Linked DNA regions of Homo sapiens: regions 2, 3, 4 and 5 are each linked to region 1. A link is an interaction called in ENCODE POLR2A ChIA-PET data of the cell type or tissue named here. Cell type or tissue: MCF 10A. All regions are shown on one strand. Each heading gives the region's core, and the rest is flanking DNA. Links, peaks and the distances in the headings are about the cores only. Region 1 overlaps RCSD1 (RCSD domain containing 1). Region 2 has its middle 20 kb from the start of CREG1. Region 3 has its middle 75 kb from the start of MPZL1. Region 4 has its middle 29 kb from the start of RCSD1. Region 5 has its middle 12 kb from the start of CREG1.

Region 1 (5,977 bases), core at 475-5,474:
CCTGCCATCTTAGCCAGGTCACTCACCCTTCCCTGGACATTGAACGCTCTCTCCAAAAGGATGTCTGCATCACTGTGAGGGCTGCCCACGTGCCTCTTTTTTGCAATCTTGGTTTGCACGTAAGAATTCAGGACAAGTGTTTTCTCTTAAACTCCTCGTCATATTTACCCCTTCAGGATAGATTCCAAATACCTTGGCTCCATGCTTAATAGCTTGCATTTGTTGAACACTTGTCTGTGTGCCAAGCTCTGTGTTAAGCATTTTACATGTGCTCTCTTGTTTGACGCCTATGATGTTAAGCGTTCCTATCCTCACTTTTAGATGAGGCCCCTGATGCTTACAGAGGTTGTTACTTGCCCAGGGTCACATAAGGAACAGAGTGGAGATGTCAGTCAGACACTCCATCTCCAGAACACTGTCTATAATCACGTTTTGATCACATCTGATCCCCATCCTTACCCCATCACTTCTCCTTCCTGGGCCCATAGCCACAGCCACACTTAACAACCTGTGCTGCTCCTTGGGCTGTGAATCATGCCCCCTAGAGTTACAACCTCTATACCATTGGCTCCTTAATTCACTGTTTTGTTTTTTTTTTTTTAGAAACAGGGTCTTACTCTGTTGCAGGCTGGAGTGCAGTCATAGCTCTCTGAAGCCTTGAAGTCTTGGGCTCAAGTGATCTTCCCACCTCAGCCTCTTGAATACCTCTTGAATATGTAGGACTATAGGTGCATGCCAGCATGCTGGGCTAATTTCTCTATTTTTGTGTAGCAATGGAGTCTCATTTTGTTGTCCAGGGTGTTCTTGAAGTCCTGGCTTCAAGCAATCCTTCTGACTTGGCCTCCCAAAGTGCTGGGATTTCAGGTGTGAGCCGCCGTGCCCAGCTTTAATTCACTCTTGCATTTGATATACCCTGGTTTCATATTTCCCTAACTGGTCTGTCAACTTCAATACAGAGGAACTTAATTTCTCTATAAACTCCTCCCCACCACCAAATTGTTGGTTGATTGTTTTTTATTTTTCAGGAACTTCCTTTGGCCTCCACCAAAATGAGGTTTAGCTAAGAATTCTGTAGGGACACTGAATCTTCTTAAATCTCATTGCTTTCAACTAGGGGCCTAAAGAAGTCCCTGCTTGATCTTGACTATCAAGCATGTTCTATCCCCAACATGGGCCTGCCCCTAACCACATTAAGTAAAATCAGTTGAAAATAGGAATAATACATATTGGGATTTCCTTATTTTTAAATAAACATTGGTTTATAAGGCACTTACCATACACATTGTGACTTATCTTCATTATAATCCTATGTAGTAGATATCATCCCCATTTTACAGAGGAAGAAAATGAAGTCGAGAAAAGATAGGTAGCTTGTCCAGGGTCCCTGCCGTGAAGTGCAGGTCTGGGACTAGACCCTGCACTTCTAACTCCACATCCTCCCCTGGTGGAGTCCCTGGTTGAGGGCCTAGTTCTGGATCTTCCATGCCAGCCTGTGCTTGGACGTTAGGCTGATCGCAGACAGACAAGCATGGGCCAGTCTGGCCTCACTGCCAGCACTGTGCTGACCCTGGGGTGGAAATGAACACCATTTCTGCTCTCTGCTTTCTGTAGGGATCTAGAAGGTCCTTTTGCAATCCTGGATCCTCTCTGGGTGTAGTGGCTGGAAGCCACTAAGAGTGGAGCCACCTCTCCTGCAAAAGCCACAGCAGCCACCATCCTGGGCTCCTGGAGGCCACTAGGAAGTGGATGTGGATGTGCTGAGGTGGTGGGATAAAGTACTGCCTGGGCTGTCCACAGTTCCGCTGTCGATTAATATATATAAAATCTTGTGAGTCATCTGCCCAAATAACTACACAAGGAGCAGATTGGCCAGTATCCAAAAAGAGATTCCTCATGCCTTTGGTGGAGGATAGTACAGATGCTGATGGGAGTGTAGCAAGAGAAGATTGGCTTATTTGTATCTTAGATCTTGCATTCATTGCTTCTTGGGCTGAGGGGCCATTATATTTCTGTGCTCACTATAAGGAGGACCCTTCTTGGGTTTCCCATGAGGAATATAATGCACAGATTGATCTGTGCAGCAACCTTGTATGTTAACCTCTGCTTAGAGTCTGGGAGCCCCCTGAGGGAGTGAGGAGTGCCCCAGTCACTCACCCTAGGGGATTAGTGAAAAGCCCTGTCTGTATCTATTCCAAAAGCTTCCCTAGATGACCCATTCTATTCTTAGAGCCCCTGCTTCCTGCCTTGACCCTTCCTGCTTCAGAACCATGAGGCTTTCAAGCTGGCCAAGGGGCTGGGCCTGTGCCCTTGCTGTAGCAGATGGCAAAAAAGTAACAGGAAAGAAAACAAAATCTTCATTCCATCTTTTATGACTTTTCTGATGAAACCAAAGTGAAGGTTATTTTTTCCCTAGCTGGGTAGCAGCAATCCCCTGGGGTGCTGGGGGATTGGGGTGTGCAGGCAGCACACTCGTGTGTGTATGTGGTATATGCAGGCTGTCTTGATCTTGCTGTCTCTCTCTTTCTCTCTTTCTCTTTCTGCCTCCTCATTTCTTTTTTTCTTCTCCCCGTTCACAATTATACTTCTTCTGGCCTTGTGTCCCTTGATCATCTTGGTCACTGTTCTTCATTACCAGTTTTTCATCCACTTTCCTCTATAATTGCTTGTGGACACCTCCTAGGCTATTTGAGCCATGCCATCTGCTTTCCAGAAACTCTCCTTTTCGAAAGAACGGCTGGCCTCAGCTTGCTAATTTGGAATAAAAGGACCGTATCATATTGGGCATTTTATTCCTGATTTAAGAAAGGCAGGGAGTTCCACTCCTAAAATCTTCTTAGGAAGGAAGAGGAGGAGGAGGGATGGGATTCTTTACTTGGAAGAGCTGAGTGTGAAGATGTTGGGGCTGTAGCAAGCGCTGGGTTTGCTTGGCATCCCTGAGTTCCCTGGCCGAGTTTCTTGCGATTCTGCCTGAACTTATTTAGGTTATCCATTATCCACCTCTATTTTCATCTACATAAGAAAGATAACCCAAGTTTTCCCAATTTTCTTCTTACGTTATGTTAAAAATGAAGAGCAAGCCAGCAGCGTGGGTCTTAGGAAGCGTCCTTTGCAAGCCCCTCATCTCACAGATGAAGCAGAAGGTCATCAGGGCCAGTGAGTTCACGCCGCTCCTCTGACTGCTGGGTCAGTGGCCTCGCCTGCCTCCCAGCTGCTCAGCTCTTGAAATGACTCATCTGGATCTTCCCTTCTAACTTTGCAGGACAGGGCTTGTCTGCTCAGAGACTTAACCCCGTAGTCCCACTCCCTAGACCATTGTGTTCCCTGGAGAACTACTCAGGCCATTCACCCACAGAAGCCTTTGAGAGCCCCTGCCCTCACTTGAGAAATTATCCCCATCAGGCCTAGACCTGCAGGGGCAGGCACAGCCCTCAAACTGTGGCCACACCCCTGAGGCCAGCTGCACTAGCCAGCTGCACTGGACTTGCCCTTTATGGCCCCTTCATACCATACGCCTGGGTAACGGCAAGACCCTCCCCAACCTGCAGAAGCCACAAGCAGTCTTCCCTCTGAAGGCTGATCCTGACCCATTACCCTACCCCACAGCCTGGAGACATCCAAATGACCCCAGCACACAAATGGCCCTTCTCTGAGAGAGTGTCCTCATGGCTGGAGGCCAGAATCACACTCCAGCTTGCTCTTGTGGTTCCAAAGACTCCCATTTGTAAATTCCTCCGACATGAAGATGCAATGCCAGCCCATCTGCTCTGCCAACCTATTCTGCAAGATGGGAATGAAAATGACTTGGCAACAGCAGATCCCTGCCACCCCCTTAGAATTCTTCAGGGCCAAACTGGCAACAGCCTGGTATCTCTACGAAGAGTGCAAGGGAGCCCACATTTTGACTAACACCTACTGTGTGCCAGTTGGTATCTTAGGTGACAACAACAATAGCTAAAATGAGGGGAGAGCTTATTATGTGCCAGGCACTGTGCTGGGGCTTTATATGCAATATCTCATTTGGGCTTTATCACAATTCTAAAAAATAAGTGCTATTATAAATGTTTATTTTACAAGTGGGGAAACTAAGGCTCAATAAGGTCAAGTGTCTTGCCTAAGATCACACATCTAGTAAAAGGCAAGGTCTGGATGTGAACCCAAACTGTCTAATCAAACACCATCTCCTAGTATCCCCATGACCTTGTAGGGGGTGTTATTATCCTCATTTTACAGATGAGAGTCTGAACAGTTAAGTCAATTGCCTAGGATCCCACAACCCGTCAATTACAGAGTGGGATCCAAACCTGGTCTTGCCAAGCTCCAAATTCTGTGCTGTCTCCACTATCTTGCTGCATGAGTCCTGGCAGCTGCCCTGGGCTGGACAGGAGTGGCTGGATGTGGCCTACTCCCAGCAGCTACCAGAGGCTGCCAGCCTCCTGCAGCCACAGCGCATTCCTGCTCACGCCCTGAGGCACACAGAGCTGGCATCCTGAGACCAAGCCAGGTTCCTAGCCCTAGGGCAAATGAAAGACCTCCTGCAGCCTGAGTGCACCTCAACTTTTGTATTTGAACTATCATGAGCACTTTAAAATGTTTTAATCACCTTTTTGAGGTAAAATATATCTACAATAAAATTCACCCCTTTTAAGTGTATACATTGATGAGTGTTGACAAATGTATACAGTCATATAGCCACCACCACGAGATGTAGACCATGATCAAGGTATAGAGCATTTCTGGCTGGCTGTTATGGCTCACGCCTGTAATCCTTGTGCTTTGGGAGGCTGAGGCTGGCAGATCACTTGAGGTCAGGAGTTTGAGACCAGCCTGGCCAACATGGCAAAACCCTGTCTCTACTACAAATACAAAAATTGGCCCAGTGCAGTGGCTCGCGCCTAGAATCCCAGCACTTTGGGAGGCCAAGGCGGGTGGATCAACTGAGGTCAAGAGTTCAAGACCAGCCGGACCAACCTGGAGAAACCTTGTCTCTACTAAAAATACAAATTAGCCAGGCGTGGTGGCGCATGCCTGTAATCCGAGCTACTCAGAAGACTGAGGCACGAGAATCTCTTGAACTCAGGAGGTGAAGGTTGCAGTGAGCCGAGATCGTGCCACTGCACTCCAGCGTGGGTGATGAAGTGAGACTCTGTGTCACCAAAAAAAAAAAAAAAAAGAAGAAGAAGATATAGAGCATTTCTATCACCCCAAAAGACCCTTCACACTCTTTACAGTCAATTCCCTGCCCCCACCACTGGTCCCACGCAATCAGTGATCTTCTTTCTGTTATTATAGTTTTGCCTTTTAAAGAATGTTATGTAAATAGAACCATACGGGAAGTCATTTCTGTCTGACCTCTTTCACTTAACACAATGCTTTTCAGATTCATGCATGTTGCTGTGTGTATCAGTAGTTTGTTCCTTTTTATTGCTGAATAGTATTCCATAATGTACGTATAACACAATTTGTCTGTCTACTTACCCATTGATGGACATTTGAGTTATTTCTAGGTCTCAGATATTAATAATAAAATTTCTTTGAAGATTTGTATACAAGTATTTATGTGAACATAAGCTTTCATTTCTCTTGGGCAAATACAAGTAAGATTGTTGGTAGGTGTAGTGTAGGTGTATGCTTAACTTCACGAGCAGCTACCAAAATATTTTTCAAAGTGACTATACTGTTTCACATTCCCACCAACAATATAGGAGTGATCCAGTTGTTCTGCAGCTTCACCGTCATTTGGTATTGTCAGTTCATTTTAATTTAGCCATTCTTGTGGGTGTGTAGTGGTATCTCTTTACAGTCTTAATTTGTGTTTACCTAATGACTAATGTGCTTATTAGTGATTCATATGTATTTTTTGGTGAAGTGTCTGTTTAAATCCTTTGCCCATTTTTACTATTGTCTCATTATTAATAAATTTGATGAGCACCTTTTTTTTTTTTGAGACAGAGTCTCACTCCGTTGCCCAGTCTGGAGT
Region 2 (5,977 bases), core at 474-5,473, 89 kb before region 1:
TTCCCATTGTTTAGCTCTCACTTATGAGGAAGAACATGCAGTGTTTGGTTTTCTGTTCCTGTGTTAGTTTGCTGAGGATGATGGTTTCCAGCTTCATCGATGTCCCGGCAAAGAACATGAACTCATTCTTTTTTATGGCTGCATAGTATTCCATGGTGTATATGTGCCACATTTTCTTTATACAGTCTATCATTGATGGGCATTTGGGTTGGTTCCAAGTCTTTGCTATCGTAAAAAGTGCTGCAATAAACATACGTTTGCACGTGTCTTTACAACAGAATGATTTATAGTCCTTTGGGTATATACCCCAGTCATGGGATTGCTGGGTCAAATGGTATTTCTGGTTCTATATCCTTGAGGAATCACCATGCTGTCTTCCACAATGGTTGAACTAATTTACACTCCCACCAACAGTGTAAAAGTGTTCCTATTTCTCTGCACCCTCTGATTGCTGCCTGCTACTTCCTCTGGAATCTTTGTCCCAGAGGGCCACTGGCCTGATGCCTGCTGGAGCTCTCCTGTATAAGGTGTCTGTCAACCCCTGTTGGGATGTCTCTCCCAGTCAGGAGTCACGGGGATCAGGGACCCTCTTGAGGTGGCAGCCTGCCTCTTAGCAGAGCTCAAGCTCTACTGCGCTGGTAGAACCCTCTTTGTCAGGATCCGCTGCTCTTTTCAGAGCTGGCAGGCAGAAACATTTAAATCTGCTGAAGCTACGCCCACAGCCGCCCCTTCCTCCAGATGCTCTGTCCCAGTGAGATGGGAGTTTTATCTATAAGCCCCTGACTAGGGCTGCTGCCTTTTTTTCAGAGATGCCCTGCCCAGGCAAGAGGAATCTAGGGAGGCAGTCTGGCCACAGCCAATTTGCCGCTCTGTGTTGAGTTCTGCCCGTTCCAAACCTCCAGGCTTTTTTAGCACGGTCAGGGGAAAACCGCCTACTCAAGCCTCAGTAATGGCTGATGCCTTCCCCCCACCAAGCTCAATCATCCCAGATTGGCTTCAGACTGCTGTGCTGACAGCGAGAATTTCAAGCCAGTAGTTCTTAGCTTGCTGGACTGCGTGGGAGTGGGAACTGCTGAGCGAGACCACTTGGATCCCCGGTTTCAGCCCCTTTTCCAGGGGAGTGAATGGTTCTGTCTCACTGGGGTTCCAGGCGCCACTGGGGTATGAAAAGAAAAACTCCTGCAGCTAGCTCAGTGTCTGCCCAAACAGCCACCCAGTTTTGTCCTTGAAACCCAGGGCCCTGGTGGTGTAGGCACCTGAGGGAATCTCCTGGTCTGTGGGTTGCAAAAACTGTGGGAGAAGCATAGTATCTGGGCCAGATAGCACAGTCCCTTATGGCTTCCCTTGGCTGGGAAGAAGAGGCTCTCCCACTCCTTGCACTTCTTGGGTGAGGTGACACCCCACCCTGCTTCTGCTCACCCTCCGTGGGCTGCACCCACTGCCTAACCAGTCCCAGTGAGATGAACAGGGTACCTCAGTTGGAAATGCAGAAATCACCCGCCTTCTGTGCTGGTCTTGCTGGGAGCTGCAGACCGGAGCTGTTCCATTCGGCCATCTTGCCAGCAGCCTCTGGCAGATTCCTAGTAGCCTCATTTTACAGACAATCCAAATAAAGTCCAGAGCCATTAACAGACATACCCTAAGTGAGATTCATAATGTGTGACAGAGCTAGGTCTTAAACCTAAGTTTTCTGACTTCAAGTTCAGGGCACTTTCTATGTCCAGGGTGTCTTTCAAATAAACTATATTTTCTTCAATGAGTACCATTCGGCTCATGCTATATACACACAGTTGGTAGAGCATGAAACGATTTCATACATTCCTTCAGTCTTTCAACAAATACAATTTAATAGCTCCTATGTGTCAAGTATGCTTCTTAAGCCAAATCTGTTGATACATTCTGGAGGAAGTAGATTTGAAGAAAAAAGTACAAGTGGTTTCCAGACAGAAGTTTGAAGGTAGGTGCAGAGGCAGCCGTGTGCTGGAGCCAGCATGTACCAGCTCTAAGTAGCCGATTCCACATGTAGCTTCCTATCTCCAAGTTCAGTTACCTTACAGTGGCTTGAAATTGGCCATGTTGACAGCATTTACACCACAGATATTGGCAAATGCTGAAAATTAGGGCCCTTTTTTTTCTACCTGGAGAGCTGGCTGTTAAACACTTACTAGCACACCATTGATTACTAGGGCTTTGTGTGAATGGTGGCCCTTGCCCTAGTACTAGAAAGTGGAAAATAATATTGAATGTGCTTCCTAGGCCACCATGCCCTTGCACCAGAGACAAATTTGCCTCAAACTTCTATGCACAATCTGGGAGGAGGGTCTGTTACCTGTTAAGAAGAGGGAGAGACATAGAGAAAGCCATCCAGGTGATAGAGGCAGGAGACAGCCAAATGCTGTCCAGGTCATTGTGCACAGGGAGCTTGCCTAAACATGCCTACAGTAGGAAATTCCGTTCCTTAACACATGCACAGTAAGGGAAATAAATCAATGTGGAGTGGCTCAGAGTAAGGGCCCACATGTGCACTGGAAGAATGGGGTGGAGGCACCAGGAATTCACACCTTATGGAGGGCAGGAGGGGGCCTCTTCAGCTCGTGTGTGGTGGCCTGGTATTCAATTTTGTGAGGTGGAAAACCTGTGTGCAGGACCCCTCTTTTTGTTGACAGTTTTTCTTTTCACTTAATAAATTACAACCTCCTCACTTTTCAATGAGTCCACAGGCCTAATTTTTCTTGGTTGTGAGACAAGATTTTAGCTGGATTTTAGCTGAACTAAGGAGCAAAATATCCTGCATTATTTTGGTGCCTGTATGGGGACCTGAAAAAGGGTGAGTAAAATGCAGACTCAAAAATCTCTTTCCCTTTTGTTTCTGAGCCTTCTTGTCCTCAGACTTAAGGGAGAGGAAACTGCACCCTATCCCCCAACCCTGACACTCTCAGGGGTCAGGAATGTCAGCCCTGGTCACCCAGGCTGGAGTGCAGTGGCCCAATCTCAGCTCACTGCAACCTCCGCCTCCCAGGTTCAAGCAAGTCTCCTGTCTCAGCCTCCTGAGTAGCTGGGACTACAGGCACGCACCATCACACCTGACTAATTTTTGTATATATATTTATTTATTTTATTTATTTTTTGAGATGGAGTCTCACTCTGTGGCCCAGGCTGGAGTACAGTGGTGCGATCTCAGCTCACTGCAACCTCCACCTCCCAGGTTCGAGCAATTCTCCTGCCTCAGCCTCCCGAGTAGCTGGGACTACAGGTGCATGCCACCACGTCCAGCTAATTTTTGTATTTTTAGTAGAGACAAGGTTTCACCATATTAGTCAAACTGGCCTTGAACTCCTGACCTCAGGTGATCCAGCCATCTTGGCCTCCCAAAGTGCTGGGATTACAGGTGTGAGCCACCATGCCCAGCCTAATTTTTATATTTTTAGTAGAGACAGGCTTTCACCATGTTGGCCAGGCTGGTCTTGAGTTCCTGACCTCAAGTGATCCACCTGCCTTCACCTCCCAAAGTGCTGGGATTACAGGTTTGAGCCACCATGCCCAGCCAGGACTTTCTTAAAGAGCACTCAGCTTAATTAAAAGTGGATATCCAAGTTATAGGTGTATTTAAAAGGACTTTATGTTTTTCTCTTCTTGGATCTTGTTTTGCTAGAAAAAGTCAACTGAATTACTTTTCTCCATTTTGCGTTGCCACTCTTAATGCATGCATGAGAGACCCTAAGATAATTTCTGATGGCCTAGGACTCCTTGGGAAAAACAGAAAAGGTGCCACAGATTCCATTTGGGGAGAAACCTCTGTTTTCCTCATGGAACCCCAGGAATTAAAAACAGATAGGTCCCTCTCAAAATTTGTTTTTGTCTTCCAGCTATACCTGTTTGTCGGGCCCTGGAAACAGCATGCTTTCCTAGCCTTGCTCTTAAAGGGCCCCACCTGGAGGGCAATAATCCAATTAGGAGATTGGCAAATAAAAAATCTTATAGCTATCAGATCTTCTTTCTCTGTTTAGTTATATATGTGTTGTGTGTGATGTCTATAAGAAAGCTCTAATTAATTGGCTTAAAGAAGGATAAGTGCTTGGATCAATATTCTAGTTCTGGGCAACTATCCTACAAATCCTTCCAGTTGATAAGAGTAAATAGGGTGCCCATCACCCGAAGGTTTCCTTTTTTGAGAAAATAAGAGCAAGGGAGCTAACCAAAGCCAAGCCCTGTGCATCCAAATCTTAGCAAGCATAACTGTAGCCACCAGTTATCTGGGCATGTCAGCAGCCTCAGGATTTTTGAGCCATCCTTGCCCTCTTGTTTTGTTTTGATACATGTCTTCTAATAACCTGGTTTATCTCTTCTCACCTTCAGGCCATTAAACTCCAAGTGGTCATGCAACTGGAGACTCGGATGATGGCCCCTTTTACCAGGACCCTTAGATAGGTCTCCAAGGGAGATCTGACTACCATTTTCCCAAAACAGCATATCCTGTCAGCAGGAAGCAGTTAAGATTAGTCTTCATCCTTATATTTATCCTTATTCTAATAGCAGTTAGATGTACTTCTTTAGGTGGGGAATGATAGAGGCAGGAGACAGCCAAATGCCATCCAGGTCATTGTGCACAGGGGGCTTGCCTAACATGCCCACAGTGGGCCAGGTGCAGTGGCTCACACCTGTAATTCTAGCACTTTGGGAGGCCGAGGCAGGTGGATTGCCTGAGTTCAGGAGTTTGAGACCAGCCTGGGCAACATGGTGAAACCCTGTCTCTACTAAAATACAAAAACTTAGCCAGTCGTGGTGGTGTGCACCTGTAATCCCAGCTATTCAGGAGGCTGAGGCAGGAGAATTGCTTGAATCTGGAGGTGGAGGTTGCAGTGAGCCGAGATCGTGCCATTGCACTCCAGCCCGGGTGGCAGAGTAAGACTCTGTCTCAAAAAAATAAAATAGAATAAAAAAAAAAAAAAAACATGCCCACAGTGGAAAATTTCATCCCTTAACACACGCGCAGTAAGGAAACTAAATCAACGTGGAGTGGCTCAGACTAAGAGCCTGTATGCGCACTGAAAGAATGGGGTGGAGCCACCAGGAATTCGTGCCTTATGCAGGCGGGAGCCGGGTCTCTTCAACTCGTGCGTGGTGGCCTGGTATTCAATTTTTGAGGTGGAAAACCTGAGTGCAGGACCCCTCTTGTTGAGAGTTTTCCTTTCCACCCTCCTCACTTTTCAATGTGTCTGCATGCCTAATTTTTCTCGGTCATGAGATAAGGACCTGGATTTTAGCTGAACTAAGGAGCAAAAAATTGTGCATCACAGAGGAAAAATGAAGAATGAGGAATGAGCAGTGAGAAGTCAGAGGACAGAATCTAAGACAACCCTGCAGTGACCTGGAAGTCAAGAGGGTGAAGAAATAACAGTTCCCACTCTTTGACTTAATGACTCTGGCTTTCCTCCCCATCCTTCCATACAAAGGTGACAATTACTCCCATGTTACTAACGCCAGTGGACACTTCACTTCTCAGAAGCATTCAACATAACTGCCAACTTCATTCTTCTCAAAACATTCTCTTCCTTTGACCCCCTGATTTTCTTCTCCTGTTCTTCTGCTATTTTTTGGCACATCTTAATCTCCTCTGCCTCCTCCTCATTTTCTACTTAGCCATAAAATTTGCAGCTCCTTGAGGCTCTGTTGTAAGCCGTCTTTCCTTCTTATTCTACACTCTTTCCCTAAGCACTCTCATCCTCTCCTGTGGCTTCATTAGCCATCAGAAGGATAACAGCTCTTGACTCTGTATTTCCAGCTTCCTAATTAGCAGCTCCACTTGAATGTGTCACAGGACTCTCAACCTTAAGTCTAAAAATGAACTTCCCACCCAATCTTATTCTTGTATTTTTTAACTGAATAAAAGGGTACACTGCTGGTTTGTCACCTGAAAACCTGAGACATCTTTGACTCCTCCTTCATCTAACCCTTAACCGTGTTGATTCTTCCTCCC
Region 3 (5,977 bases), core at 544-5,543, 130 kb after region 1:
TATGATTTCCACTGGTATTAATGAGCTTGAAATATGAAGGCCACTTAAATTTCCCAGAGGTGTCAAGTGATGTGGGGATTTCAGAGCATGTATCAACTCACTTCAGCAATATTAGCATTTTTGTTTGAAATACCCAGTTAGACAGGAAACTTGAAAGATAATTGTTTCAATTATTTGTATCATCATACTGAAAATTGCTTAAAACGTTCTGGTTGTTCCTTGAAGACATTAAAAGAATAGATCCTATTAATGCCCCATAGGTTATTTGATCCTTTTGGAAATGAAAAGATTGACTGATGATTGATTGAATTTTCTGCTTTTTATTAAATTGGTGAGATGGCAAAAAAAGAAAAATGTAAACATATACAAAAGAAGAGAGAATAGTAAAATCAACCTGCATACACTTATTATCTTCAATACTTATTTTATCCAGCCCCTTTTTTCTTTTTTCCTCTTTTCTGAATTATTTTAAAACAAATCCCAAAATCATGTAAGTGCACCCCTACATTCTTCACTGTGCATCTTTTAAAAATGTGGACATTTTCTTACATAATCACAATATCTTGTCACATTTAACAAAAACCTGTCCTAAAACACATTTTTTACAAACAAAATCCTTGGTTTTATATATTATTACCCAGTTAATATTCAAGTTTCCCTTGTCTTAAAAAATGGCATTTTACAAGTGGTTTCTTCCAGTCAGGATCCAAACATAGTTCTGGTAAAGTTTTTTTTTTTTTTTTTTTTTTGCCTATTTTTAAACCCAAAATGGGATCATGGTGCTCTGCAGTTTGCTTTCTTCCCTTAGCATTATGGCAGAGAAGTTTCAGCATGAAGAACTAGGTCATTAGATAATAGCACCTGCAGGACTTTGTCTTTTGTAGATGCGCCGGAATATTTTAAACCATTTCTTTTTTTCTTTCTATTTTAAACAGAGTTTCACTCTTGTTGCCCAGGCTGGAGTGCAATGGCGTGATCTCAGCTCACCACAACCTCCACCTCCCAAGTTCAAGCGATTCTCCTGCCTCAGCCTCCCAAGCTGGGATTACAGGCATGCGTCACCATGCCCTGCTAATTTGGTATTTTTAGTAGAGACAGGGTTTCTCCATGTTGGTCAGGCTGGTCTCAAACTCCCAACTTAAGGTGATCCGCCCACCTCGGTCTCCCAAAGTGCTGGGATTACAGGCATAAGCCACCGCAGCCAGCCTTTGCATTTTAAACCATTTCTGATCTTCTGGATAGGTTGTTTCCAGTTGTTTTGTTATTGGCTATTACAAGTAGTGCTGTAATTGTCATTTGCCTTCATGAGCTATTAAGGAAGAAAAGCCAAATAATTTGCAGGCTCAGAGAAGCAACACAGAATCAGTCACGTCCTTGGCCTTGGAAATGGGATCTAATATCTGAGAGCGATGAAAGTGGCTCACAAGCTCCCCTGCCCTCCTCACATCCTTCCTAAAGCCATCAGGAGCTGGCCACAGAGCACACTGGCTGCTCTCAAGTTTGACTGAGTCTTGGGTTGTTAGAAAAACAACTGGGAGTGGAAGGCAGGAGGGAGCTCTAGAATCCACGGGAGACCTGGCTGTGTTTGCAAAGAAGAAAACATAGACGTAAAGCCCAAAGGGGTCCGTAGGGAACTGCTGCTTCCAGCTTCCATTTCCTCCTGCAAACAGGATGTGAAGCTATTGTCCCTTCTTGGCTCAGGCTTTTGGATTTGTTTGTCCATCCATTTCTTCACTGTGGCCTTTGTGGAGCTGGCCTTTAGTGTTGCAGAATATAAGGAAGGGCTGGGTTTGTTTGTTTGTTTGTCTTTTAAAATCTCCCTACCTCTGTGAAGAGGATGTGGTGCAGATTTGCTTTCAAGCCTTGCCCTCCGTGCTGTGGGGCTGACAAAATTCTGGTTACTTTGCCCTTCAGGGCATTAAATGATTTCAGGTATTTATACCTGAGTCACTGCTCTGCTATGGGAGCGGGGGATAGAACAGCTAAAAACCATCTTAAGGCCTGAGGTTTCTCATTCTGTGATAAGGACTCCAAGGAAACTGAATTTCAATACTAGAGTACATTGTTGGTTCTTTCTCTGCCTTTGAATAGAATTATTTTTTAAATTACAAAGTTTCTTTTAAAAGAAAGAACTTTTAAATATATTTTGTAGGGAATCTCTTAGAAGGTACAATAGATTCATAGGAATGTGGAACATTTGGCCGGGTGCAGTGGCTCATGCCTGTAATCCCAACAATTTGGGAGGCCGAGGCAGGCGGATCACTTGAGGTCAGGAGTTAAAGACCAGCCTGGTCAACATGGTGAAACCCCATCTCTACTAAAAATACAAAAAATTAGCCGGGGGCGGTGGCATGCTCCTGTAGTCCCAGCTACTCGGGAGGCTGAGCGGGGAGAAGGGGAGAATCACTTGAACCCAGGAGGTGGAGGTTGCAGTGAGCTGAGATCGTGCCATTGTACTCCAGCCTGGGCAACAAGCGAGACTCCGTCTCAAAAAAAAAAAAAAAAAAAAAAAAAAGAATGTGGAACATTTTACAAAATCTCGTCCATGATCTTGCCGGCCCAGCAGAATCCCAGATGTTTGTCTATAACGCGTCTGGATGTTCCTATCTGAGAAAAAGCCTTAGTCTTTTACTTGTAAGCTATTCCTGAAGAAGGTTGCCTCAGCAGGGGAAAACTTTCTGAAAAGCTTGATCAAGTACCTGGGTCCCAAGAATGTCAAGCATCTGTGGAACACACAGTTCCCAGCAGCCAGCAAGTCCCACACTGCTCAGTGTCCTGCAGCCAAGGAAGCTGAACTGAGCTCATGGGGTTACAGGAAGATGAAACAACACTGCCTCACTGGCAAGGAGATCACACTGCTGAGTGCTGCCTGAGTCCCTCTGACACACCAGGCTCTTGGAGAGGAGGTCGTGGTAATCATTTAATGCTGACTAATTGAGGTTGAGCAAGAGAGAAAAATACCCGAGGGAGATACATGAAATAAACTTAGGAGGAGAGCTTGTACTTGGCTGGAAATAACTGGCCTTCTTCCATATCCTCTCTAAAAAATACCATAAGAGAAAGTAAAAAATTTGTGGTTTCTATTGTAAATTGTGTTGATTCAAATTAATTTCAAGCTTTTAGATTGTAGTTCTATGGCTACCCATCACACCTCCTCCTCCCATCAGTAGGCATGCCATTAAAGTCACGGCAAAATGCAGGTTCTTCTGGTAGAGGCAGAGAGGTCATATGAAGGAGGATAGAGAAATAGGAGCAGCTTAGCCAATGTAGTACCTGTGCATTAGACTAATATCTAATCTGTTACTAAGCACTAAATTGATATCCTGGAATCACAAGAATTGGATAACTACATATTGATAAAAGGGTTTGCCTCTCCAGCCTGATATATTTTCTCTTATATATTAGTACCTCTCTTCTCATCCAAGTTGATATCATTCTGTGCTATAGAAACATCTCAGTTCAACCTTCGGTGGCTTTGTTTTGGCATGTTAAGGTTAATGGAGATAGGCACAGACCTACACTGTACTACATGGCAGCCACTGGCTACATGTGGCCATTTAATTTTGTTTGTTTGTTTGTTTGTTTTAGACAGGGGATTCTGCTGGGCCGGCAAGATCTTGGACAAGGTTTTGTAAAATGTTCCACATTCTTTTTTTTTTTTTTTGAGATGGAGTCTCGCTCTGTCACCCAGGCTGGAGTACAATGGCACGATCTCGGCTCACTGCAACCTCCACCTCCTGGGTTCAAGTGATTCTCCCCTCTCAGCCTCCCGAGTAGCTGGGACTACAGGTGTGTGCCGCCACGCCCGGCTAATTTTTTGTATTTTTAGTAGAGATGGGGTTTCACCACGTTGACCAGGCTGGTCTTGAACTCCTGACCTCAAGTGATCCACCTGCCTCGGCCTCCCAAAGTACTGGGATTACAGGCATGAGCCACCACACCCGACCCTACTTTTTTTTTTTAATGAAAGAGATGGGGCCTCACTCTGTTGCCCAGGCTTGAGTGCAATGGTGCAATCACAGCTCACTACAGCCTCAAACTCCTGGGTTCGAGCAGTCCTCCCGCCTCAGCCTCCTGAGAGCTGGGACTACAGATGCATGCCACCACACCTGACTAATTTTTTTTTAATTAATTTTTTGTAGAGACTGGATCTTGCTCTGTTGCCCAGGCTGGTCTTGAGCTTCTGGGCTCAATCAGTCCTCCTGCCTCAATGTCCTAAAGTGCTGGGATTAGCCTTGGCAACATGGTGATGTTCTCAAACCAAACTGAGGGTCAGGCTGCTATGTCTCGCAGCCCAATAATGAGATGCAGATGAACTGGGGAGGAAGAGAGTTTTTATTTCTGTAACCAGTTACAGGGAGAAGGCCTGGAAATTATTGCCAGAACAACTCAAAATTACGAAGTTTTTCAGAGTGTATATACCTTCAAGCTATATGTCTGTGTGTAAGTGTGCATTAATCTAAAGACATAAGTGATTAACTTCTTTTAATCTATGACTAAGGTCTGAGTCCTGAAGACCTTCTTCTGGAGCCTCAGTAAATTTACTTAATGTAAATAGGTGTAGGTGCTGGGGTGATTACCCTTATCTTGTCTCCTGTTAAATCATAAAGGTTTGGGGAGTTCCTTTAGATCCCAGTAAACTTGTTTGTGGAGGCCTGGGGAGTTTCTTCAGACCCCCAATAAAACTTGTTTAATCGTAAAAGGGTCCTGTTAAGAATTCCTTCATTATCTTGTCATGCTTCAAGGCCCAGGAAAAGCCTAGGCACAACTCTTGGTGGGCTCTTTGTTACATTCCGCCCTTTGTATAAGGGCACTGGCTCAATCAGCTTTAATGTTTAACCTAGCTACTCAGTCAGAGCTGGGACAGTTGTAATGGAGGCCTGCGTTAGTGAGACCTGGCTTGCCACAGTGATACCCTGTCTCTACAAAAAAAAATACATAAAAAAATAGCCGGGTGTGGTGGCACATGCCTGTAGTCCCAACTGCTCAGGATGCTCAGGTGGGGGGGCTGCTTCAGCCCAGGAAGCGGAGGCTATAGTGAGCCGTGATTGTGCCACTGCACTGAAGCCTGGGTGACTGAGAGAGACCCCATCTCAAAAAAAAAAAAAAAAAAAAAAAGTGCTGGGATTACAGGCATGAGCCACCGCACCCAGCTAAACTTAATTAAAATTAATAACATTTAAAATTTATATCTCTAGTCACATTACCATACTGCAAGTGTTCAGTGGCTACATGTGTGTCTTGTGACTACCATATTGATCAGTGCAGATACAGAACATTTCCTTCATTGCAGAAAGTTCTATTGGATGACACTGGTGCAGACCACACAGGGGTTGGCAACGTTTTAGATAGTTGTGTCAGGTTATATGCACACAAGCTCAGAATCCTCCATAGCCTTTTTTTTTTCATGGTGGGGATGGGGGTACCCCCCACAGCAGTGGTCTGGTGGCTGACACTTTCTCGTGGATAGACAGCATACACTCTTTACTCACTCAATATAATTTATAGCCTATGATGTCCCACACATTGCAAAGTGCTACAATGCATCTGAGAACAAGATAGAGCTTGCTGAAGGTCTTCTAAGCTTTGACCTTATGCCAAGTTCTGGGATATAAAGATGAGGGCTGGCTGGGCGTGATGGCTCACGCCTGTAATCCCAGCACTTTGAGAAGCCGAAGTGGGAGGATTGCTTGAGCCCAGGAGTTTGAGACCAACCTGGGCTACATAATGAGGCCTCTATCTCTAGAAAGAATTTAAAAATTAGCCCCAGCTACTCAGGGATAGTGGGTGGTGGGGGCTGGGGGCAAGGGCGGGAGGGTAAGATGGGAGGATCACTTGAGCCTGGGAGGTCAAGGCTGCAGTAAGCTATAATCATTGTGCCGCTGCACTTCAGACAAAACGAGACCCTGTCTCCAAAAACTAAAAATAAATTAGAAATAAAGATAAGAGCAACAGAATCCCTGCCATTGATGAGCTC
Region 4 (5,977 bases), core at 340-5,339, 62 kb before region 1:
GCTGGCGTTGAGTATCTGCAGTTTTTCCACACACATGGTGCAAGCTGTCAGTGATCTACCATTCTGGGGTCTGGAGGACAGTGGCCCTCTTCTCACAGCTCCACTAAGCAGTGCCCCAGTAGGGACTCTATTTGGGGGCTCCAGCCCCACATTTCCCTTCTGCGCTGCTCTAGCAGAGGCTCTCCATGAGGGCCCTGCCCCTGCAGCAAACTTTTTCCTGGGCATCCAGGCATTTCCGTACATCTTCTGAAATCTAGGCGAAGGTTCCCAAACCTCAATTCTTGACTTCTGTGTACCTGCAAACTCAATACCACATGGAAGCTGCCAAGGCTTAGGGCTTTCACCCTCTGAAGCCACAGCCTGAACTCTATGTTGGTCCCTTTCAGCCATGGCTGGAGCAGCTGGGACACAGGGAACCAAGTCCCTAGGCTGCACACAGCACGGGGACCCTGGGCTTGGCCCACAAAACCACTTTCTCTCCTGGGCCTCCGGACCTGTGATGGGAGGGGCTGCAGTGAAGACCTCTGACATGCCTTGGAGACATTTTCCCCATGGTCGTGGGGATTAACGTTAGGCTCTTGCTACTTATGCAAATTTCTGCAGCTGGCTTAAATTTCTCCTCAGAAAATGGGTTTTTCTTTTCTATTCCATAGTCAGGCTCCAAATTTTCTGAACTTTTATGCTCTGTTTCCCTTTTAAAACTGAATGCCTTTAACAGCACCCAAGTCACCTCTTAAATGCTTTGCTGCTTAGAAATTTCTTCCACCAGATACCCTAAATCATCTCTCTCAAGTTCAAAGTTCCACAAATCTCTAGGGCAGAGGCAAAATGCCACCAGTCTGTTTGCTAAGACATACAAGAGTCACCTTTGCTCCAGTTCCCAAAAAGTTCCTCATCTCCATCTGAGGCCACCTCAGCCTGGATTTTATTTTTCATATTGCTATCAGTATTTTGGGCAAAGCCATTCAACAAGTCTCCAGGAAGTTTCAAGCCTTCCCACATTTTCCTGGCTTCTTCTGAGCCCTCCAAACTGTTTCAACCTCTGCCTGTTACCCAGTTCCAAAGTTGCTTCCACATTTTCCACATTTGCTGAGTATCTTTTCAGCAACGCCCCACTCTACTGGTACCAATTTACTGTATTAGTCCATTTTCATGCTGCTGATGAAGACATACCCAAAACTAGGAAGAAAAAGAGGTTTAATGGATTTACAGTTCCACATGGCTGGGGAGGCCTCAGAATCATGGCAGAGGGCAAAAGTCGCCTTTTACATGGCGGCAGCAAGAGAGAAGAAGAAGAAGCAAAAGCAGAAACCCCTAATAAACCCATCAGATCTTGTGAAACTTATTCACTATCACGAGAATAGCATGAGAAAGACCAGCCCCCATGATTCAATTACCTCCTCCTGGTTCCCTCCCACAACATGTAGGAATTCTGGGAGATAGAATTCAAGTTGAGATTTGGGTGGGGACACAGCCAAACCGTATCAATGCCCAAGTCCCTTATATAAAATGGCATCGGCCGGGCACGGTGGCTCACGCCTGTAATCCCAGCACTTTGGGAGGCCGAGACGGGCGGATCACGAGGTCAGGAGATCGAGACCATCCTGGCTAACACGGTGAAACCCCGTCTCTACTAAAAATACAAAAATTAGCCGGGCATGGTGGCGTGTGCCTGTAGTCCCAGCTACACGGGAGGCTGAGGCAGGAGAATGGCGTGAACCCGGGAGGCGGAGCTTGCAGTGAGTCGAGATCGCGCCACTGCACTCCAGCCTGTGCGACAGAGCGAAACTCCGTCTCAAAAAAAAAAAAAAAAAAAAATGGCATCGTATTTGCATATAATGTACACATATCCTCCCAAATACTTTAAATCACATCTGGACTACCTAATGCAATGCTTACACATCACTTCATTTGCCTGGATTCAATGTAGTACTCAGTGCATGCAAATTCAAGTTTTGCTTTTTGAAACTTTGTGGAATTTTTTTCTCACACAATTTTGATCCGCAGTTGGTTGAATCCACAGATGCACAATTCATAGAATACCAACTATTCCAAGATTACTTCCCTTTAGTTTCTCCTGCAGGTCCTGGTACTTAGTAATTTGCCTCTGGGTGGAGTTCTGCAGATTTAGCAATTTTTCATCATTTCTTCCCAGCATGCTTCAAAGACATAGAAAGCAAAAGCGAAAACAAACAAAAGAAGCAAAAACAAAAGTGTTTCATAGTTTTAAGATTGTTTAAAATGTGCCTTTCTCCAGAGTTCAAAGGTGCGTTGTGCTCCTGACACATGAGGGCACTATTTCTGTAGTTTGTAATATTCATGGTACAGAAAGAATATTCATGTGGGAAGCTAGGTCTGCAGAACCGTGGCTAGGAACATGCAGAGAAAAATGGTTTGCTATGTGTTCTAGGCTCGCCAGGTTTTCCAAGTGTGACATGTCCTAATGTACCCTATGAACAATGCCAGGACTCTCGGGGCTGCAACCTGGCCTTCTGACCACAGGGTTGCTAGCTGGAACTTCCTTGAAATGAGGATGACCTCATCTCATTTAGCTCTGCAGGGATAGAACTAGTGTATTAAAACACCAGCTTTGGAGACTGACTGAGAATGAAAGATGAATGACCTAGAGCAAGCTGCTTAACCTTTTCTTGCTCTAATGATGGAGGTATTGCTGAGCACAGTGGCTCACGCCTGTAATCCCAGCACTTTGAGAGGCCAAGGTGGGCAGACTGCTTGAGCTCAGGAGTTGAGACCAACCTGGGTAACATGGTGAAACACCATCTCTACAAAAAAATATAAAAATTAGCTGGGCATGGTGGCACATACCTGTACTCCCAGCTACTTGGGAGGCTGAGACGGGAGGGTCAACTGAGCCTGGGAGGTCAAGGCTGCAGTGAGCTATGACTGCATTACTGTACTCTAGTCTGGGTGACAGAGTAAAGCCCTGTCTCAAAAAAGAAAAGTAAATAAATAAAAATGGAGGTATTGCCTCACAGATCTGTGAGGAAGATTAAGTGGGGGTAATCTATCTAAAGCGCCTGACACTTAGTTGGAACTCAATAAGGAGACACTAATAGTGTTTGTTACTTAGCAGTGCTGATGTATAGTGATGCTCAGGACAAGTTTAAGCAAGCGAATGAATGAATAGGATGTGTAGAATCACACAGATTTTACCAAACTGAAGAAAACTAACACTTTCGAGCTTTTTTAGTGTTGAATCACTTCAGGGCAAAGTGATCAGCCAGTGTGCGGTAAGCCCTCTAAACTTCTGTTAGCCTTCTTGATTCCTTAACTGAACCGGTGAGAATGCTGAGGTCAGAGGAAAAAAGTGATGTGCCCCAGGCTTCAGAGCTGTTTAGGGGATCGGGATGAGACCCAAGGTCTCCTGAGGCCTAGCACAAAGCTTAACCCATAGGGACCTGCCTGGCTGGGCTGGGAGTTGAGGGGTTAACAGACTGATCCTAGAAAACAAATAGGCTTTTGGCTTGGTTTACCTGTGCTTGCTAGGCATATTGTTACCCAGCAGTGACCCCGTCTGAGTGTGGAAAGAGCTGAACCACAAGAGCATCCCAGCTTGCCCCAGGGCAGCCACCCAGGGTTGACCTCTAATCTGAAGACATCTTTGGGGAGAGCTCTCACACACTTCCCCAAATATACTTCTATGTGCTTCTGTGTGTGTCACAAGAGGCCTTGGGTCACCTCCTTCCTTTGCGCAATGAGATCAAAAGAGCAGTTTCTGCTTCTGCTGTTGCTTCTTTCCTGTTACCACTTTCTTGGACTTTTCGGGGACTGTTGAATTCTTAGGACACAGCCCTGCTCTGGCCCTGGTGGGCTTCCTCTATTAGAAGGCTCCCCAGGGCTTCCTGACTGGAGCAGATGGCCCTCCCTTTCCCGGGTGAAACAGGCTGACCTGGGCAGGCCGGCCCCTCTGCCTTTGATCTGCAGGTGGGAGGCAATAAAAGGCACTTTCCACGTGCCTGCTATAACCATATTTTCCAAATTCAAAAGCAGGACTCAGGAGTCTCTCTGAGCCTACTCTGGTTTGAGAGGCTGCCTGTAAAAATAAATAAATTAAATAACTAAGAGCAGGACTTTACCCACCCCATACATATGTCCTTCTAAGGACTTTGAGACAAAAGATGGGAAATTGGACCATGCCAGGAAACCCAGGATGGCTGGCTGCCATACACAGGCCTCATGGAAAATTCTCTCCTCTGGGGGATGTCTGCCGGAAGTGCCATCTGCTTTTGCCACAGATTCATGGCTGTGAGTGTGGCTCAGGCAATAACCACAGTAGACCCTTGGTTAACTCCTGCTGTGGTTCCGCCAGGAAGCCTGGCATGAACAGTTGTGTCCAGGAAATCTTTTCCCTGATTTCACTAGCTTGTTTTATCTGCCTGACAACCTTACTCCCAGGAAGGCTTTGCAAGGCACTTTCACCTTCAGCTCTTGGAATGAATAAATACAGCTATGATTTTTTAAAAAATATCAGTCCAACAATTTCGGTATGTCCAATAAATATCATAATGACCTGTTTCACGTATCAGGAACTGTGCTGTGCACTGTCAGAGATAAAATGGTGAAAAATGCCATTCTCTTTAATCCTTTTGAGGCCCTGCTGGCATGAAATCGTGTTAGTGCTCAAGGGAAGGTACAATGGCTGAACACATAGTTTCCACCTTTTCACACTCAACTACAGTACAGATTAATCACGGTGTCATAGGAGGGAGCCAGACTTGGCATCAGATCCTGGATTCAAATCTTGCCACCTTCACTTGATGACTGTCTGGTACTGAACAAGGTACTCTTTCAACCTCTTACTCCTCATCTACCAAGAAGGAGGTCATAATTCCTCCTGGCAGTGAGGTTGGGTGAGGAATAAATGCTGGCACATTGTTTATGAGCCTAAGGCATAATAGATGCTGAGAAAAGGTTTATTTCCTTCTTTCCTTAAGGAGCTTAGAGGCTAATAGATAACAACTGGTCCTGCTGTAACTAACACACACTGCTGACTGTCATACAATCTCAACTAGGGGTGTGAAAGCATGCCGAGGTGGCCTTTTGAGGTTTGTTGCATATGCTTGGGGAAAAACGCTCAGATTAGCATTGCCGGGGGCCGTTTCCTGGGCTCCTTCCTGCAGGGCCTGTTTCGGGGCCCTCCACCCAAATCCACTCCGGGAGGAGTAAGTTTCGGGGCCTTTATTACCCACTTGTGATTAGGGATCAGAAGTGGCCAGTCGGGGTGGGTTGGCAGTGACTTGCACCCAAGGGAAGGATGGGAGCCCACAAGAGTGGCAGGGCTCTGGGGAGAGAGGCAGGCTAACCAGTAGAAGTGAATAGGATGTGCTAAAGTATTCCCTTGAGAGTGGAAATACCATACAGAAGACTTGGATATGTGGTTTTCACCCTAAACCAAGCTGAGGAACCAGCACCAAATGCTTAACAAACACACAAACAAAAACAAAAACCCCCCTCTGGGTGGCCCAATGCTGTAGCACTTCACTTTTCATGGGACCTTGCAGCTTACATGCAGCATTCAAAGACATGAGTTTATTTGGGCCTTCCAATATCCGAGCTTGGTAGGTAGGCTAATTTCATCACTTCATTGTACAGAGGAAAAATCTGAGATTCAGAGAAGTTACACAACTTGCCAAGATCACATCTAAGTAGCAGAGTTGTGGCTCTAAGCCACATAATCCAGACTTTTTTTTTTTTTTTTTTTTTTTTGAGATGAAGTCTCGCTCTGTCGCCCAGGCTTTAGTGCAGTGGTACAATCTCAGCTCACTGCAAGCTCCGCCTCCCGGGTTCAAGCAATTCTCCCATCTCAGCCTCCCAAGTAGCTGGGATTACAGGCACCTGCCATCATGCCCGGCTAATTTTTGTAGTTTTAGTAGAGACAAGGTTTCACCATGTTGGCCAGGCTGGTCTTGAACTCCTGACCTCAGGTGATCCGCCTGCCTTGGCCTCCCAAAGTGCT
Region 5 (5,977 bases), core at 283-5,282, 98 kb before region 1:
ATTACAGGTATGAGCCACCGTGCCCGGCCAGCAGTGTCTATTAAACATATGGCCCAGAAATTCCACTCCCCAGTATATACCCAGCTGAAATACTTGTATATATTTTTTGTTTTGTTTTGTTTGTTTTTGAGACAGGGTCTCACTCTGGTTGCCCAGGCTGGAGCGCAGTGGCACGATCTCAGCTCACTGCAGCCTCGACTTCCCTGGCTCAGGTGATTCTTCCACCTCAGCCTCCCAGGTAGCTGGGACTACAGATGCACACCATCCTTCCTGGCTAATTTTCTGTATTTTTTGGTAGATACAAGGTTTCGCCATGTTGCCCAGGTGGTCTTGAACTCCTAGACTCAAGTGATCCACCCACCTTGGCCTCCCAAAGTGCTGGGATTACAGGCCTGAGCCACCATAGCCAGCCTGAAATACTGACATATGTTGACCAAAAGATGTGTACAAGAATGTTCATAGCAGCATTACTTGTAATAGCCCCCAAATGTCCATTGACAGTGGGATGGAAAATAAACTGTGGTTTATTCCCACAGTGGAATAGTTCAGCAATGAGTGCTGCTACATGAAGCAACATGGATGAATCACATAAAGATGATCTTGAGCAAGAGAAGCCAGCCACAAAACACATGTATGATTCTGCTTATATAAAATTCAAAAGTAGACAAATAATTCTAAGGTCTAAATATGAAAACAACAGTTCCTTTTGGGAGATAATGACTGGAAGAGAGCATGAGGGGAGCTTCGAGGCTGTTGGCAATGTTCGTTTCTGGAGCTGGGCAGTGCTTACAGAGGTGTGCTCACCTTATGAAACAATCATTGAGCTCTACACTTGATTTTTATACTTTTATGTGTCTATGTTTGTGTTGCTCCTTAACAAATTATCCCTAAACTTAGTGACTTAAATAATGAATATGTATTATTCCATTATTTCTTTGGGTCAGGAATTGAGGTGTGGGTTGACTAAGTAGTTCTGGCTTAAGGTCTGTCATGACAGTCGCAGTCAAGCTGTTGACAGGAGCCGCAGTCATCTCAGGGCTCCACTGGAGTCTTACAATTTTTTCATAATCTCAGAATGACATTCCGTCATTCAAGGAGAGGAGATTAACACAGGACATGATACCAGGGGGTGAGGAAGGCAAGCATATGGGATTGGTGCTGTTATACTACTCCAGTATTCAGAGAGGAGGGGGTAACAAAGAAGATGGAAGAACACCTACAACTTATATTTATCCTCCAGTCCAGCTTTATAACCTCCCCTGGTCTCATGCCTTAGTCTAGAAGTGGAACATGATGGATAGGGGAAGGAGGGGCTAAAAAAAACCTCAACAACATGAACTGAAAGTGCATATGTTGGCAGTAATGTTTGGCAATAGTGGAGGTCCAGTTTCGATGATGCCCGGTGGTTGTAGGCCAGTGCAGAGCTGCAGTATCCGGTGCAACAGTTCCCCATGAAAGTGGCTCATCTGAAGGCTGTGACAACAGAAGAAGGGCCCTGATGCAGCTGTGCAGGCAGAGGTGGCCCGAGCAGGCAAAGGAGGTTGAGCTCATAAGTGAGACGCCTCTGGTGATAGGAGCGACTTGGAGGAGAAGTAGAGGCCCCACCATCATGAGTGGAGACAAGGGTCATCAATATAAAGAGCTACTGTGAATGTGACTCACTTTGTCTCCCAGGCAAACAGAAGCCACTTAAAGCTTTCATTGAAAGGAAGGAGAAATCATCAGCTAGATAGATAGTGACTATGCTGGAGGTGAGTGAGAAGTTGGCTTTGGTCCAGGTCTCAACTGGGCAGCTGCTGGACTGAATCCAGACTGGCTGGCCCTTACATTCTCCTTGTTGCTTGTCTACAACCTCCGAGAGTCTTGAGCTGGGTGTGAAAGTCTCCTTCTACCTAAAATGTGGATGTGTGATGCAGGGAGGCGTCAGGAGATAGGGAATGCTGGGGCTGTTTTTCCTAAAAGCAAGAAGGAAAATGAAAGCTTAATAATGACAGGTAAGGTTGAATTGTCACGATAATATGTGGCTTGTATATTGGGAGCTTATGCCATTTACTTCTTGTTCCACATGCATCATTCCTTAAACAAGTGTTTGCTAAATATTTAATGTGCATTTATATTTAATGGAAGGGGTTTTTTGTACAGTAGAAAAAGTCACACAACATCATATGCATTAAGACTGATAGTCACAGGTTTTTACATGTGGGGATGGCTTAATTTTGGAGGTGGTGACCCAAGGCACTGTTAGTGACCTAGATGACCACTAGAATACCAGATACAGTCACAAGAATGAATTCAGAGCCCTTTAAAAGCTATGCCTAGCAAATTCCATGAAGGGTGTGTGAAAAATAAAAGACCAGAAGGCACTATAGAAAACAATTCTCCTGCTCCTCAAGCAATGATAAACGAGATTGCATCATGTCTTTGCTTAAACCCTCCAGTGGCTACTCCTTACACTTACTAGCTACACTGCTTGGCATGGCCTGCAGGGTCTGACCTGGTAGAGCGGGCCTCTGCATACCTCTCCAACCACACCTCCTGTTCTCAGTCCCCAGCTCCAGCCACATGCCTCTCCTGGCTGCTCCCCAAACATCTCCAATCCCTTCTGCCTCAGGGGCTTTACACTTGTTCCTCTTTCTGCTAAGAACTTTCTTCTCTGAGCTCTTCATGAGCCAGCTTCTTTCCAAACCCCTTCTCAACTGTTGAAGATAATTTCATAGAGACCTTCCCTGACTTACCCCATCCAAAATACCCACTTCCAGACACTCCCAGCTCCATTACCCAGTTTTGTTTTTTTCCTAGCACCCACCACGATTAATCATTATATTACTTAGTTATTTGTCCACCGTCTTCACTAGGATGGAAACTCCATGGGAGGAGAAACTTGTCTGTTTTGTTCAGCTCGGAATCCCCTGGGCATAGAACAGTGCCTGGGCCACACAGGTGCACAGGCACTGATTGTTAAATGAATTAATATGTGGATGATTAAATTATGAGCCATGTTTTAAATCGGGGTGTCCACTTTTTTGGCTTCCCTAGGCTGCATTGGAAGAAAAATTGTCTTGGGCCGCTTGTAAAATACACTAATACTAATGATAGCTGATGAGCTAAAAAAAAAAATCGCAAAAAATTCTCATAATGTTTTAAGAAAGTTTACGAATTTGTGTTGGGCTGCATGCAGCCCACAGGCCACAGGTTGCACAAGCTTGTTTTAAATGTTTTTAGCTATGTTTCCTTCCATAGTTTCTATAACTTGAAGTACAATTTAAGATGATATCACTCTACATTCTTTTACTTCTATCAAAAGAATATATTCTTTCTATCTATGTGCCCCAGTAAGAAGCCCAAGAATTCTGGGCTGCTCTTCAAGCCATGGGGTCAGTTACGATTGCCTTGTACAAAAATAAATCATTTGATAACTGGGAAACTGGAGTCTTCTGCAGAGAGGCTGCATTCAGAGCCTGTATGTGGAGCTGTTGAGGATGCACAGGATCTCTTCCAGAAACAGGCAGCCTAGAGCCAGATGCAGGTATGGCTGGAAACTTGCCATTGCAAAGTTTTTCAGGGTGCAGGGATGAGAGGATACCCTCTCCCATGGTGTTGTCCTAAGCTGTGGTCCCTCTGTGCACCTGTGAGTCTGAACCCCAATGTGACAGCTCCTTGGTTACATAAAACTCTCAGCATAATCACCATGGCAAATATTTATCAAGCTCTGTGTGCCCAGTACTATTCCAAATACTTTCATGTACTATCTCACTTCATTTTCACATCAACTCTACGACATAATACCACAGGTCCTCAATTTCACATCCTCATTTCCAAAATTCAAAAAGCTCTGAAAACAGTCATTTGCCAGCACACCTTCCCTCGGTGAGACTCTTCATGTTTTTTATCCATCCTGTGCTCCGCAGGTGTTCCTATGTTTCACTGCAGAACTATGAATGTTGTGGAGGAAAAGCAACCGGAACACCATGACCGTAGACTTTAATCCAGACTGCCAGGCAGAAGCAGTCCCTGAAAGGAGTGTTCTCAAATACCTTGGGGGAGGAGGGAGGGTTTTTGGGTTTGTTGTTTGTTGTTGTTGTTTTTATTGCTGTTATAGGGCCTTAGCAGGGGGGTCAGCCTTAATTCAGGAAGTTCAGGAATAGTAGGTGAGGGATGGATTTTAGAAGAGAGAGGAATTCTTGCACATCAGCCACCATTGTTCAGGCAATTTGGATTTCATTAAGAGGGATGAGGAGGAGCAGTTAGGGGCTAAGGTCACGTGTTAGAGTGGGTGGAAGAACAGCTGTGGAGGACGAGGACATGCCACAGCCTCAGTGGAAACTTCTTGGTCCTTCGGTGTCTCTCAGTGTATTCGATTGCAGGTACTGCTCCAGACACCACTTTCTCTATTCTAGGAAGTTTCCCAGGCTGCCTCAAGAAATGTGAAATTCTTTTCTTTTCTGTGTAGTACATAAAATAGATACTTCTGGGCAGCTTCTTACCTTTCTCAGATCTGAAAATCCTGAATTCTGAGACACGTTTGGCCCAAGGGTCTTGGGTAAGGGATTACGAGCTCTTTTTCTCAGCCCCATCTTACAGCTGAGGAAACTGAAGCCCCTGGGGGTTACAGACCTTGCTCAAGATCTAGCATTTAGTGAGTAGACTAACAGACATCCTGTTTTCCACAAGTCACTCCCAGGTGCCAGAGAGGCTGGGTCAGAAGGAATGCATAGCCCCAGGTAGGTGCTGTGCCCAGAGGTGCCCTCCTCACGACCACAGCATCCTGTCCTGGGTGGGAGGTAGAGTCACTGCCCCTCTCCAGACAGAGGTCAAGGATGAGTAAAAATTCGCCCTGATGTTGCCATGTTTCCTGCTTCTCCAAGAGTTGGTGAAAGAGCCTGTGGTTGTTTTTCTCTCCACTTTATTTCCTTCCTGATAGACTTTCTTGGCCATTCACAATAATTTGTTTTTATTTTTTCCTTAAGGATGACATAGAATGTTTTTAAAAGCCTGACCCCTTATTGAAAGTAAAAAGAAAAATGCCTAAAGAGGGTAACATGCTCTGGCCAGGCCTTCAAGATCTGACAGGAAGACAAGGGCAGCCCCTTCCCACTGCAGGGCTTCTCTGGCCATGCAGCCATGAGGTCAACTCCCACTAATAAGCACTTTAACCCTCAATAAGCGCTCTCAATACTTCATGGGTAAAGATGGGCAAATGTTTTTAAAAGCAGACATGTTACAGAAATTTTTAGTAGGCCCCACCTCCAAAAAGCAAACAAAAAAAAAAACACTGCAGGAAGGGCTCCATAAAATGTTTATTTCACTGCAACCTCTTCGCAGAGCCTAGTTTTGTTCTACAAACAACGCAAACCACCTACATTCTTCACACATAAGCTTATTATGACCCTAAGTTTCATGTGGATTTCAAAAATGTGATTTTCTCTTTGGGAGGAGGCAGGTAGAGGTAAATTAACCTCCTTTCTTATTGCTGGCTTAGCTGCCCTGGAGGGCTGTGGGTTACGGAGTGACTTCATCAGGAGAACAGAGGGATGCTCGGGAAGAAAGGCTGGAGCAGCTCCTGTCTCAGCCGCACAGGGAAATGGATGCCTGACTTGCTGTATTATAATAGCAACGTCTCTGCAGGGAACTCATTTCAATACTTTATATACTGAACTTGCTTAATAAGAGGCTAGCATTTCTCAAAGAAATCAGTTTCAACTATGATTTTTTAAATGCTAACCAACTACAAAGTAACCCACAAATATCGGAGGGCTATACTAGTTATTTAAAACTTAGCAGCCTAGAGAGCCCCGTTTCCTTTAGTTTAGTTGTGTCACTTTTTCCTTTAACATTTAAATGGAAATATTTCATATGCTGGGCTTGGAAACTCAGCATTTCCCCACAGAATAACTGAGGATTCCCAGGGGTATATGCTGTTCACAATAGTTTTCTGCAAGATTTTTTATCTTGCTGGAAGCTTTCTCTGCTTCTTGTC

What was found. Peaks named below come from ENCODE experiments on the same cell type or tissue, not always from the same donor. Only the 100,000 strongest peaks of a DNase experiment are listed, where the experiment ranks them.
Region 2: POLR2A ChIA-PET joins it to region 1 with 20 read pairs; 3 of 35 experiments call an interaction of 5 or more read pairs at or near these places.
Region 3: POLR2A ChIA-PET joins it to region 1 with 17 read pairs; 4 of 35 experiments call an interaction of 5 or more read pairs at or near these places.
Region 4: POLR2A ChIA-PET joins it to region 1 with 21 read pairs; 9 of 35 experiments call an interaction of 5 or more read pairs at or near these places.
Region 5: POLR2A ChIA-PET joins it to region 1 with 16 read pairs; 5 of 35 experiments call an interaction of 5 or more read pairs at or near these places.

What each region holds. Positions count from the first base shown.
Region 1 is chr1:167,659,888-167,665,864 of GRCh38, forward strand. The region is part of intron 1 of RCSD1 (RCSD domain containing 1); the gene reads left to right. Among named protein-coding and RNA genes, the nearest start is that of RCSD1, 33 kb to the left of the region's middle. RefSeq lists an enhancer at 3,153-3,252. In MCF 10A, for the core only: no CTCF peak of the experiment used is centred there; DNase peaks (open chromatin) are centred at 1,874, 3,314, 3,724 and 4,424.
Region 2 is chr1:167,570,796-167,576,772 of GRCh38, forward strand. No RefSeq gene overlaps it. Among named protein-coding and RNA genes, the nearest start is that of CREG1, 20 kb to the left of the region's middle. In MCF 10A, for the core only: no CTCF peak of the experiment used is centred there; a DNase peak (open chromatin) is centred at 2,436.
Region 3 is chr1:167,794,368-167,800,344 of GRCh38, forward strand. No RefSeq gene overlaps it. Among named protein-coding and RNA genes, the nearest start is that of MPZL1, 75 kb to the left of the region's middle. In MCF 10A, for the core only: a CTCF peak has its summit at 2,830; DNase peaks (open chromatin) are centred at 1,844 and 2,874.
Region 4 is chr1:167,597,942-167,603,918 of GRCh38, forward strand. No RefSeq gene overlaps it. Among named protein-coding and RNA genes, the nearest start is that of RCSD1, 29 kb to the right of the region's middle. RefSeq lists an enhancer at 3,676-3,825. In MCF 10A, for the core only: a CTCF peak has its summit at 2,280 (motif pointing right); a DNase peak (open chromatin) is centred at 2,320.
Region 5 is chr1:167,562,343-167,568,319 of GRCh38, forward strand. No RefSeq gene overlaps it. Among named protein-coding and RNA genes, the nearest start is that of CREG1, 12 kb to the left of the region's middle. RefSeq lists an enhancer at 1,747-2,946. In MCF 10A, for the core only: no CTCF peak of the experiment used is centred there; DNase peaks (open chromatin) are centred at 569, 1,769 and 2,499.